2 separate regions of the Homo sapiens genome follow, and region 2 is linked to region 1. Evidence: chromatin contacts called from ENCODE Hi-C or POLR2A ChIA-PET data. All regions are on one chromosome and are shown on one strand. Each heading gives the region's core, a stretch centred on a gene start or an enhancer-like site at or near the end of the contact. The rest is flanking DNA. Distances are from core to core; before and after follow the strand shown. Region 1 overlaps RPA3 (replication protein A3). Region 2 overlaps LOC124901586 (a long non-coding RNA gene).

Region 1 (5,262 bases), core at 9-2,508:
ATTTGGTTCCATTCGTCCATGTGTCTGTTTTTATGCCGGTACTGTGCTATTTTAGTTACTATAGCTTTTTAGTATAATTTGAAGTCAGGTAGTGTGATTCGTCTAATTTTGTTGTTTTTGCTTAGAACAGTTTTGGCTTCTCTGGGTCTTTTGTGATTCTATATAAATGTTAGGATTATTTTTTCCATTTCTGTGAAGAATGTCTTTGGTATTTTGATAGTGATTGCATTGAATCTGTAGATTGTTTTGGGTAGTATGGACATTTTAACAATACTGATTCTTCCAATCCATAAATTTGGAATATCTTTCCATTTTTTTTTATGTGTGTTCTCTTTGGTTGCTTTCATCAGTATTTTATAATTTTTATTTTAGAGATCTTTCACTTTGGTTATATTTATTCCTAAGTATTTTATTTTACTGGTAGCTTTATAAATGGGATTACTTTCTTGGTTTCTTTTTCAAATTGTTTGCTGTTGGCATATAAAAATGCTATTGATTTTTGTATGTTGATTTTGTATGCCGTAACCTTACTGAATTTATTTATTAGTTCTGATAGTTTTTTTAGTTGCATACACATGTATCATGGTTAGCATATATCCACATAACTTTTTTTGTGGCATCGTGTGCAATACGTACATTACAGAAAAATAAATATATTTTGTTGGTTTGTGTGTTTGTTGATGTCTAAATGATAAAGCTAAGTAAAAACTTATAAACATGATTATATTTGTAGCAACAACTTTTTATCAATATGGACACCACAGAATTTGTTAGATTATCTCCTTATGTGGCCTTTATAACCCATTTCTAGAAAGGTCAGAGTAAATTATGTTGTTTAAGCTATAAATTATCTATTTTTTTCCACTTGAGAATACCTTTTCCCCTAGGCAAGCATTTCTGCTTAACACAAATAGGTTTTAGGTCACAATTATTAGATGGCATTGCAGAGTTGATGGAATCAACACATCATGACTTGAAATTCAGGTCTGGGCAGAGTCTAGACACTTGTTTTGGTAATAGGAATATCTGGGCTGTTCATATACAGTTAGCTCACATTTGGACAGAAAACCTTTCTCCGCATTAAGATTTCGAAAGCTTTTAGCCTCTGTAAAATGTCTAGTGGTGCCGAATAAGAATAAGGGAAAAAAGTTCTTGTAGAAAAACATCCTTTCCCTTGTAACCAGTTCCTATTCACGTAAGAAGGTAATAGCTATTCCTTCATTCAGTAATGAAGTTGAAGTAATCCTCCAGGGTACTCATTTTACACAAAAACAAATTGCAGTTTTCATTTGCATCACTGGGTGGCGATTTTTCATAGCCTTATACTACTATTTAAAAATCCAGCAAGCATGGCACTATTCGTAATTACCAGGGTTTTCTCCTGTTATGACATGTTTAATTGTACTTTTAAGACATTATCTTTAAGTTGATTACAAATTTACTAGTGTAGTGGCAAGCTCATAGTTATTTTAAGTTAGGAAAAGGGATATTGCGTAAATGTTAGGATATAATTCCTTCCAAAACTAAGACAAAAGCATGAATTAGCTTATTATGTTATAGCAAAAAGAAGGAAAAATAACAACAAAAAGTAATAGGATATAAATGAAAAGGAACAATTTAGATATTGTTGTTGGTTCACTAATATTGTTGACCAAATATTGAATATAACTTTGAAGCAGGCAGAATGAAATTGGGCAAACACTATTGTAGAGATTAAAGGAATTGGGTTACAGTACAAGGGAAATGCATCATGGTTTTCAGAATATGCAGGTGCTTCTTCAAGTAGGGCATAAGAACTTCTAGTTTCCATTAAGCTAATTATTTTGTAACACTTGCTGAATTTAGAACCAGAATTTAATAATTCACAGCAGCTTGGATTTCACCTTTTAAAATACTTAAAACACATTGAAATATGTAATTTAGTCTCACCTTCTGTTTTCCAGTCTCAATGATCAGTCAGATATTGAAAATAAGTGAGTTATTTTTAAGATTATCTCCTATGGAATTCCTCATTCTGGGAACCAAACCACATATACATACTTCATTTAAACTATCATATTTTTATATGGAACTTTTAAAGGTAGTCTCTTCATCGCTGTGTTGTTTCCTTTATTTAAAAGTGGAAATTTAGCTGTATACATAAAAATTTACATTCTAAGGAATGAGGGACAGTAAGTCACTTTGATTCTGTCTAGGGTTGAAGGCTTTAATTAAAACAGTGACAAAAACTAAACAGGTTTTCAACATGTGCTTCCTATTTTTATTGCCTGTTCTTACAAAAAATGTATACCAGATCTTTAAAAAATTAGAGTGTTTATGGATTAAAAAGTAACTTACCCTATCGCTGTCTCCTTACCCACGTATCGGGATATCCAGAAAAACTCGATTTACATTTAATTTACTTAGCAGTTTTTGTGTTTTTACTTTTGACCTTTAAATTGCAAAGCAAGTATGCCAGGATTTTTCAACTAACTTCATGATGTAGATGCTTGTTTTTCTATTAAGAAATGTGGAGTTGTGTGTCTAATGGATAGAATTAACAGTATTTTCAGTCACTGTTACCTGATTCTGGTTTACCTGTTAATCTAGCAGCGTTTCAGTTTCAGTTTTTCGGAGGTGAAAAAGTTAGGTTAGGCCATCCCCGTGTGGGGTACACCACCCTTCCTTAACTCCTTGAATGTACAGTGAAAGGCAATTGCATGAAGGAAGAGGAGAGGTGCCAACTGTACTCAGAGGCAGAACTGAGCCTTCTGTTTGGCACAGTTAATTGTGGGAAAGTCATTCATTTTTTTCGGGGACTCAGTGGATTTAGTTGACTCAAACGTAAATTAGGGATCTATCTCTCTGTGATTCTAACCCTTCTGTGCATTAGGGGATACTTAGAAAAAAATACTGGTGCTGGGACCCATTCCTAGATTCTGATTAAAAGGTCCTGGGATTAGGCCCAGGAATTGATTTTTTCCCCCCAGAGTTCTCCAGATGATTCTAGAGTTCATGCAAGGCTGAGAAGCACTACAGTTCACTCTCTAATAATTGTATGTCATCAAATAATGTGTTGAGACACTTTGAAAAAGACTTCATAAAATATAAAGTTACAGTTTCTTTTTTAGTTGAGCCATAAACAAAAAGCAAATAAAACCACAGAATTTCTGGGTAATTACATTTCCTTCAATATATTAAATCATTAAATAGAAAAAGAGCAGAAAGCTTCATACATGATCCTATGAAATGAAATTTGTTTTCTTTTCCTTTTCTTTTTTTTAGACGGAGTTTTTGCTCTTGTTGCCCAGGCTGGAGTGCAGTGGCATGGTCTCTGTTCACTGCAATCTCCGCCTCCTGGGTTCAAGTGATTCTCCTGCCTCAGCCTCCCAAGTAGCTGGGATTACAGGCATGCACCACCACACCTGCCTAATTTTTGTATTTTGGATAGAGACAGGGTTTCACCATGTTGGCCAGGCCGGTCTCAAACTCCTGACCTCAGGTGATCCGCCTGCCTTGGCCTCCCAAACAGCTGGGATTATAGGCGTGAGCCACTGCTTCCAGCCAAAATTCATTTTCTATGAGTAATATACAGTTTTCCCTTGGTATCTGTGGGAAATTGGTTCCAAGACCCCCGCTCATACCAAAATCCATTGACGCTCAACGCTCTGATATAAAAGAGCATAGTTTTTGCATGTGACCTACATACATCCTCCCATATACTTTAAATCATCCCTAGATTACTAAAATACCTAATGCAATGTAAATGCTATGTAAACAGTTGTTTTACTGTATTGTTTGAGGAATAATGACAAGAAAAGAAGCCTGTACATGTTTAGCACAGATGCAATTTTTTTTTTTTTTGAGACAGTGTCTCACTCCATCACCCAGGCTGGTGGCAGTGGCACAATCTTGACTCACTCCAACCTCTGCCTCCCGCGTTCAAGCAATTCTCATGCCTCAGAGTCCCAAGTAATTGGGATTACAGGCGTGTGCCACCATTCCCGGCTAATTTTTTTTTTTTGTATTTTTAGTAGAAATGGGGTTTCACCATGTTGGCCAGGCTGGTCTTGAACTTCTGGCCTTGAGTGATCCACCCCTTTCGGCCTCCCAAAGTGTTGGGATTACTGGCCTGAGCCACCACGCTTGGCAACCACAAGCAATTTTTTTTTCTGAATAATTTTGATCCACTGTTGGTTGAATCCACCCATGAGGAACTCATGGATACGGAGGGCTGACAGTTTTTGAAACCTTAGATGTTTTTTGAAAAATCAGTGGAACAACTGGGAAGCATTTTATTAAATTAATTATACAATGTGAATTCCAACTGATCTATGACTCTTTCTGGCTTTAGCCATAGTACAACTATGAATTTATGTGAAATTATTTGACAGATTAACACCCGTAAACTTTTCAAACCAACATCTGAGGTACCTTTTAAAAATCAGACTAACGCATTCAAGCAGCCATGTTTTAATACAACTATTTGGGGGTAGTTGACTGTTTCACTATGGTACTATTTCCTTGAAGGGTGCTTATTCCATACAACATCTGTAGGGAAAACATTGTAAGTATGCATACCATGTTATGTACATGGAATTTCTCCTACTGTTTCCTTACAGGCTTTACTAATGCTGTAACTTCACATTTTGTCAGATTTAACTCAAAAATTATGATGAGTGGCTTTCATATTTATTTAAACTTTATTATTTCATTATATTAAAGATATAGATAATGAGGATGAGACTCTAAGTAAAATGTACAGTATGAATATTCTACCTTGTATGAGTAATTCATATAGGGTTGGAAGACCTGAATGTCTTTCTGGTAATCTTAGTACTACAATATTCTTTTATACTTAAGTAATTATCATATTGAGCATCTGTTTTTTTTATTCATTGCATGCAACCAATGCATATTATGAAGGGAAGAATTATTATTGGGTTTACACATTGATCTTTTTTTTTTTTTTGAGACGGAGTCTTGCTCTGTCTCCAGGCTGGAGTGCAGTGGTGCCATCTCAGCTCACTGCAACCTCTGCCTCATGGGTTCAAGCGATTCTCCTGCCTCAGCCTTCCGAGTAGCTGGGACTACAGGTGTGCGCCACCACGCCCACCAAGTTTTGTATTTTTAGTAGAGAAGGAGTTTCACCACTTTGGCCAGGATGGTCTCCATATCCTGACCTCGTGATCCGCCCGCCCCTGTAATCCCAAAGTGCTGGGATTATAGGCGTGAGCCACCGTGCCCGGCCACATTAATCTTTATAAATGTGAATTTCTAAAA
Region 2 (5,117 bases), core at 1,351-3,850, 210 kb after region 1:
TTGTCTTCTCTGACACTGTACCAAATTCCATAACGAATTTCTTCTTGCTTAGATGTGACTGGGACAAAGCCTCCCCACATTTGACTTAATTGTTGCTGGTCCCAAATATTTGACTGAAAGTCTCATTACCTTTTAGCCATCCTCGCAAAAACATAATTGAATATGTATTTTCATCTCTACTGAAATATCATTTTCCTTCAAATCAACTAAATTTGCCTCTTCCCCCAATTCGTTGTAGGATTCATTTTATCATATATCAGCTTTTTTTTCTCTAAACTATAGGAAGGGAATTGTCTGATGATAAAGCGGAAAGCACAAAAGTCATGAAATGCTAGGCTAAGGCTCTCCTGTCAATAAGCACCCACTATGGCCCTTTCTGCAAACCTCAGTACCCAGTTAGTGCCATAACTAGTCATCGTCCATCCTTTGTAAGGAAACAGTTTCTGGTTCCCTGGCCTTTGCATGATTGTGTTCAAATGTTTATTTCACTTTTGGATATTTGGCTCATTTTTTTCTTTCCACCTTATCTCCTTTATTCTAAGGCAGGGTGAGGTTGGAGATGATATATATTGAGGAAGAAAAATAGAAAAACATACACTCTCTGAAATTCCCTGGAATTTAAGTTAGTTTCCTTTAGAACCAGGGATAAAACTCTTTGTCCAGATTTATCCATCCCTTTTCATTTCTTAAATATGGTAAGGAATTCTTACATCTCTGGTACTGGCCTTTGGTATCCAGTAAAATAAATGGAGAGACGCTCAGTAAATGTCTTTTAAGTGAGTGTCCTAATAAATGTTCCCTAAAGTGTTTATTTGAGTCCCGTGTCTTATATCATTTGACAGAACCACACAATTTGGGTTCTGTGAGGTGGATGCTAGGGTCTAGGTGAGATCGTTCTGGTTAGGATTTCCTATAGGCATGTATCAACAGAGCCAAAGCACAATTATTTTCTCCAATAAAATAGAACTTCATTTAAGCACATAAATACAAACATAAAGGAACATTCTGTGTAATTAAAAGACACAATATAGAGCTCAAGCTAAAGACATTCATGTGTCTAGGTGTAGTTAAATGCCTCACTAACATTCAGCCATTCTCAGTCACTGTAATCCAAACCCAATATTTCCCTGGGCTTAAGTAGATCCTAACTTGTATATAGAACTTTCTAGGGCTTGTCCAATTGAAGCTCTGTGGGTACATTTCTAGTAAGCCTTTCATTTCTCTCTAATAACAATGATCTTTGCCCACTGGTTTTCAATTCAAAAGGGGAAAGAAGCCTATTTGCCATTCCAAGACTAAAGATATATTTGCTTTCCTAAAGTTGTTATTCTCTCATCTAACTTGAAACATACAGAAAGTCTAAAAAAGGTGATACCACTAAACCTAATCAAAGAGGAAATTCCCTGCCACTTTTAAAATCCCTACATCTTCTGTATCTGCTCTGAATTCAGTCTGCCTTATAATTCAAGATTCAACTAGTTCAAAGAACTCACTCTGTCATAACATTACATAGTATTAAAGTAGAAATATGAGATTTTTTTCACAGCGTATTGTCATGCTTATAGTACATTTTATCTACTGGAGTAATCTAATAACTTCATACTCTCTTAAACACAGCTTCTTGTAAGCACATTAAAACCTATCCTAGGAAGCCCTTCCAAAGGAAGTGACAGCAAAATTCCCCAAAATGTTGCCTGCTTGGAAAGTTACCTAAAAGTTTAGTTCTGAGGAAGTTGACATTGAGTGTTTCTTGGTTTGTACCGTGCTCCTCTCTAGAGGCTGCCCCGTGTGCATAGCTGGCAGAGAGGGACATGGACAGGCATTAGAAGCAGCTCCAGCCAGTCAGAATTGGAGGTCTTGATGGCATTGGAGCTGGAGTTGGGGGGAGCAGTGAGAAAAGGAAGCAGAAACTGTGGTTGATTTCATGCTCCTCTGGCTTGCCTCTCTTACCCTAGGCACAGCCCAGAGATGCTCTGGCAGGGGTGGGAGGCAGCTGGATAGATTAAGAAAGGGCTTTTGTCCCTGCGATTCTCTAACAGACCATATTTGAGATGACAGATGCAAAATAAACAGGCATGACTTTAGACAGGTCCAGAATGGTCTTAATATCCTGAAGCTTATTCTTATTCAAACTTCGCGTTTTAATTGTTTGGAATTCTTAGACAGAGTAGGTGGAATTTCATCCTTTGTATGTTTTAAGGAGAGCTTCGCTCCTCTCTTTACCACCCACCCCCCGCCACCCAGTAAAATACTGAACTTTCATTTTAATCCATAACACTAAATGCTTTTGTGTTTTTCTTTCTTCAAAGACTGTCATTAAGAATGTCTACAAGGAAATCATGGGAAATGACAAAATCTCCCCCAGATTGATTTTTTACGTGTTGTTGGAAATAACCACATAACTAAAAAAAAAAAATGCTCATTCTGGGAAAAAAATCTGTCCAAGGATGTGGAAAACCTCAGCATTAAAAATAATATCCTAAGTAATCCAAAAGGGAAATTAACTTTCACTTTGAAGGCGTTCACTAGCACAAACACTAAAATAATGAGTAAACTGTCTCTCCTGAGAAAATGCCAGCTGTCACCTGCTGCCTCCCACTGGGCTCCAGGTCTAACAAGCCTCGCTCCCTGCCCTAACTTGTGACTCTGTGTCAGGAGACTTTTCTGAAGGACATTTTTTCAAGCAATTAGAAACAATCTACTGTGGGCCAGGCACGGTGGCTCATGCCTATAATCCCAGCACTTTGGGAGGCCAAGGTGAGCAGATCACCTGAGGTCAGGAGTTCGAGACCAGCTTGGCCAACATGGTGAAACCCTGTCTCTTCCAAACACACACACACACACACACACACACACACACACAAATCAGCCGGGCATGGTGGTGTGCACCTGTAGTCCCAACTACCTGGGGGCTGAGGCAGGAAAATCTGTTGAACCTGGGAAGAAGAGGTTGCAGTGAGCCAAGATTGTGCCACTGCACTCCAGCCTGGGAGACAGAACAAGACTCCATCTCAGAAAAAAAAAAAAAAAAAAAAAGGCCGGGCGCGGTGGCTCACACCTGTAATCCTAACACTTTGCGAGGCCGAAGCGGGTGGATCACCTGAGGTCAGGAGTTCGAGATCAGCCTGGCCAACATGGTGAAACCTCATCTCTACTAAAAATACAAAAAATTAGCGGGGCATGGTGCTGTGCACCTGTATTGCCAGTTACTCGGGAGGCTGAGGCAGGAGAATCACTTGAACCCGGGAGGCGGAGGTTGCAGTGAGCCGAGATAGCGCCACTGCACTCCAGCCTGGGTGACAAGAGCGAAACTCTGTCTCAAAAAAAAAAAGAAACAATCTATTGTGTTATTAAACACCAACTTCTCTTATTGTCAAATCACTCAGAATTGGCCAATTTCCCTATTAAGTAAAACTGTCATTGTTATTAAAACATAATAGCAATGCAAGGCACTGTGGAGTACAGAGGGTGTTTAAGTTGATGATGCATATTTTACGACCCTGCAGAGGGGCAAACATGTTCAGGTATCCATTCACACCCACAAACAGTGAGTAGTCTCCTAGGGGGTGGGTTTGTTGAAAATTTCAGAGATCACCTAGGGTCTATGAAATATATCAATAATTTCACTTTTAAATTGTATAGTAGATTTACAGGTATATGTAATATAAGTAATTTAATTATTCATTGTGTATAATGTGACACATTATCATATAAAAGCTAAAAGTTAGAAAAAACAAAGGTCCTGAGCAATATCTTGAGTGTATAATCATTTATTGGAAAATTAGAAGTTGATTTGTGAATGCCATTGTACAGGCTTGACTTGTTGAAACCACCCTCTTCCATGTTACCCTCCACCGAGATTGACATATCTTAGTGTCTTCCACACTTCACAGGGTGACACAGGTTCTGCCACTCAACGCTCACTTCGACCCTCGCCCATAAAATTCCTAAACAGCTTCATCTGTTAGTGGTTTTCAAGAGTAGTAGCATATGTGGACCATGCTGTAATAATCTCCGAAAGACAGATTTGTTAAAGGTTCACAAATGCTTAAGCACAACTATATTCAAACTAATGTTACATTAGACTAAAACAATATCTGCTTTTGAGAAGTGGAGCTACATGCTGGAAGTTTTTTACGAGTAGAGGCTGAGCTGAAAGGGATGGAGAATGAAAACTGAACAGGAGAGAAAATCAAAGGAGAAAAAAAAGTAACTACATTATCTTCCCTTGCATGTTAACATGGAAATAACAAAGACACTGAAACATTCTTGGAGAATTTTAAGAAGGGGTGTATATGGCCAAGTCACCTGAAAAGAACTTTAAGAAACATCTGTCTCCACCCTCAACCCTCAAAACATCTAAAATTAACTTTAGGACATAAACCCAATTACTTTAAAAATACGTTTCCTAGACTTAAGCTGTAAAGTTTAAGTGTTCTCACCACAAAAAAATGTTAAGTATGTAAGGTAATACATATGTTAATTAGCTCCATGTAGCCAATTCGCAGTATATATGTATTTCAGGACATTATATTGTACATGATAAATTTATATAATTTTTGCCTGTTAAAATAAATAACCAAAATAAAATATATCTAAGCAAAGCTAATAAAATAGAAATTACCAGATAGTATTTAAGAAAACCCAAGGTCGCTACTAGTGGCTATGTATAACTTCATGGAGTGCTGGCATATCCAACGGTGTGTTTGTAATCTTTTCCTCTCAGGTTCTCTGATAGCAAGATTCTCTAAATTGAAATGACTGCTTTACTGATTGCCTCTAGTTTTCCCCCTTGTTCTCCCTGAACTATATTAACTTTGTGCTATGTTAGTGACTGTGTATGTTGACAGATTTCCTAGAGAACTGCTGATGAATACTGCCCACAAGAAATCTCACTTTTCCTTTTCATTGACGTATTTGTGTAATTTATAATTCTAACCCATGAGTTAATTCAATGCAGAGATTATTTAAAAGACTACTTGAGACATAGTGTATAGCTAATCCAGGTCCTCATAATCTTTACCAGAAGTTATTTGCTCTTGTGCATAATTGAAAACAAATGTTCTGTGTTGTGTACAATTATTTTGATCTTAAAGGCTATGCTTCGTAGAAAAAGA

Evidence for each region. Hi-C counts contacts between places; a loop is a spot of excess contacts on that map. ChIA-PET counts read pairs that join two places held with the same protein, here RNA polymerase II (POLR2A). Pooled maps may share reads with other maps.
Region 2: a map of K562 shows a loop between it and region 1 (4-fold over the local background). The contact joins two enhancer-like sites. A Hi-C loop is called at or near these places in 2 of 168 maps with a recorded cell type or tissue (Calu3 and K562) and 2 of 50 pooled maps. POLR2A ChIA-PET finds 5 or more read pairs at or near these places in 3 of 52 experiments (H1, OCI-LY7 and PC-9).

The regions. Positions count from the first base shown.
Region 1 is chr7:7,680,378-7,685,639 of GRCh38, forward strand. The region is part of intron 4 of RPA3 (replication protein A3); the gene reads right to left. The region is part of intron 2 of UMAD1 (UBAP1-MVB12-associated (UMA) domain containing 1); the gene reads left to right. Among named protein-coding and RNA genes, the nearest start is that of RPA3, 36 kb to the right of the region's middle. Within about 2 kb of position 1,259, at least 10 of the 41 ENCODE cell types and tissues checked have a DNase peak (open chromatin) inside an H3K27ac peak, as active enhancers do.
Region 2 is chr7:7,893,316-7,898,432 of GRCh38, forward strand. All of the region lies in intron 3 of LOC124901586 (a long non-coding RNA gene), which reads right to left. Among named protein-coding and RNA genes, the nearest start is that of GLCCI1-DT, 73 kb to the right of the region's middle. Within about 2 kb of position 2,601, at least 2 of the 41 ENCODE cell types and tissues checked have a DNase peak (open chromatin) inside an H3K27ac peak, as active enhancers do.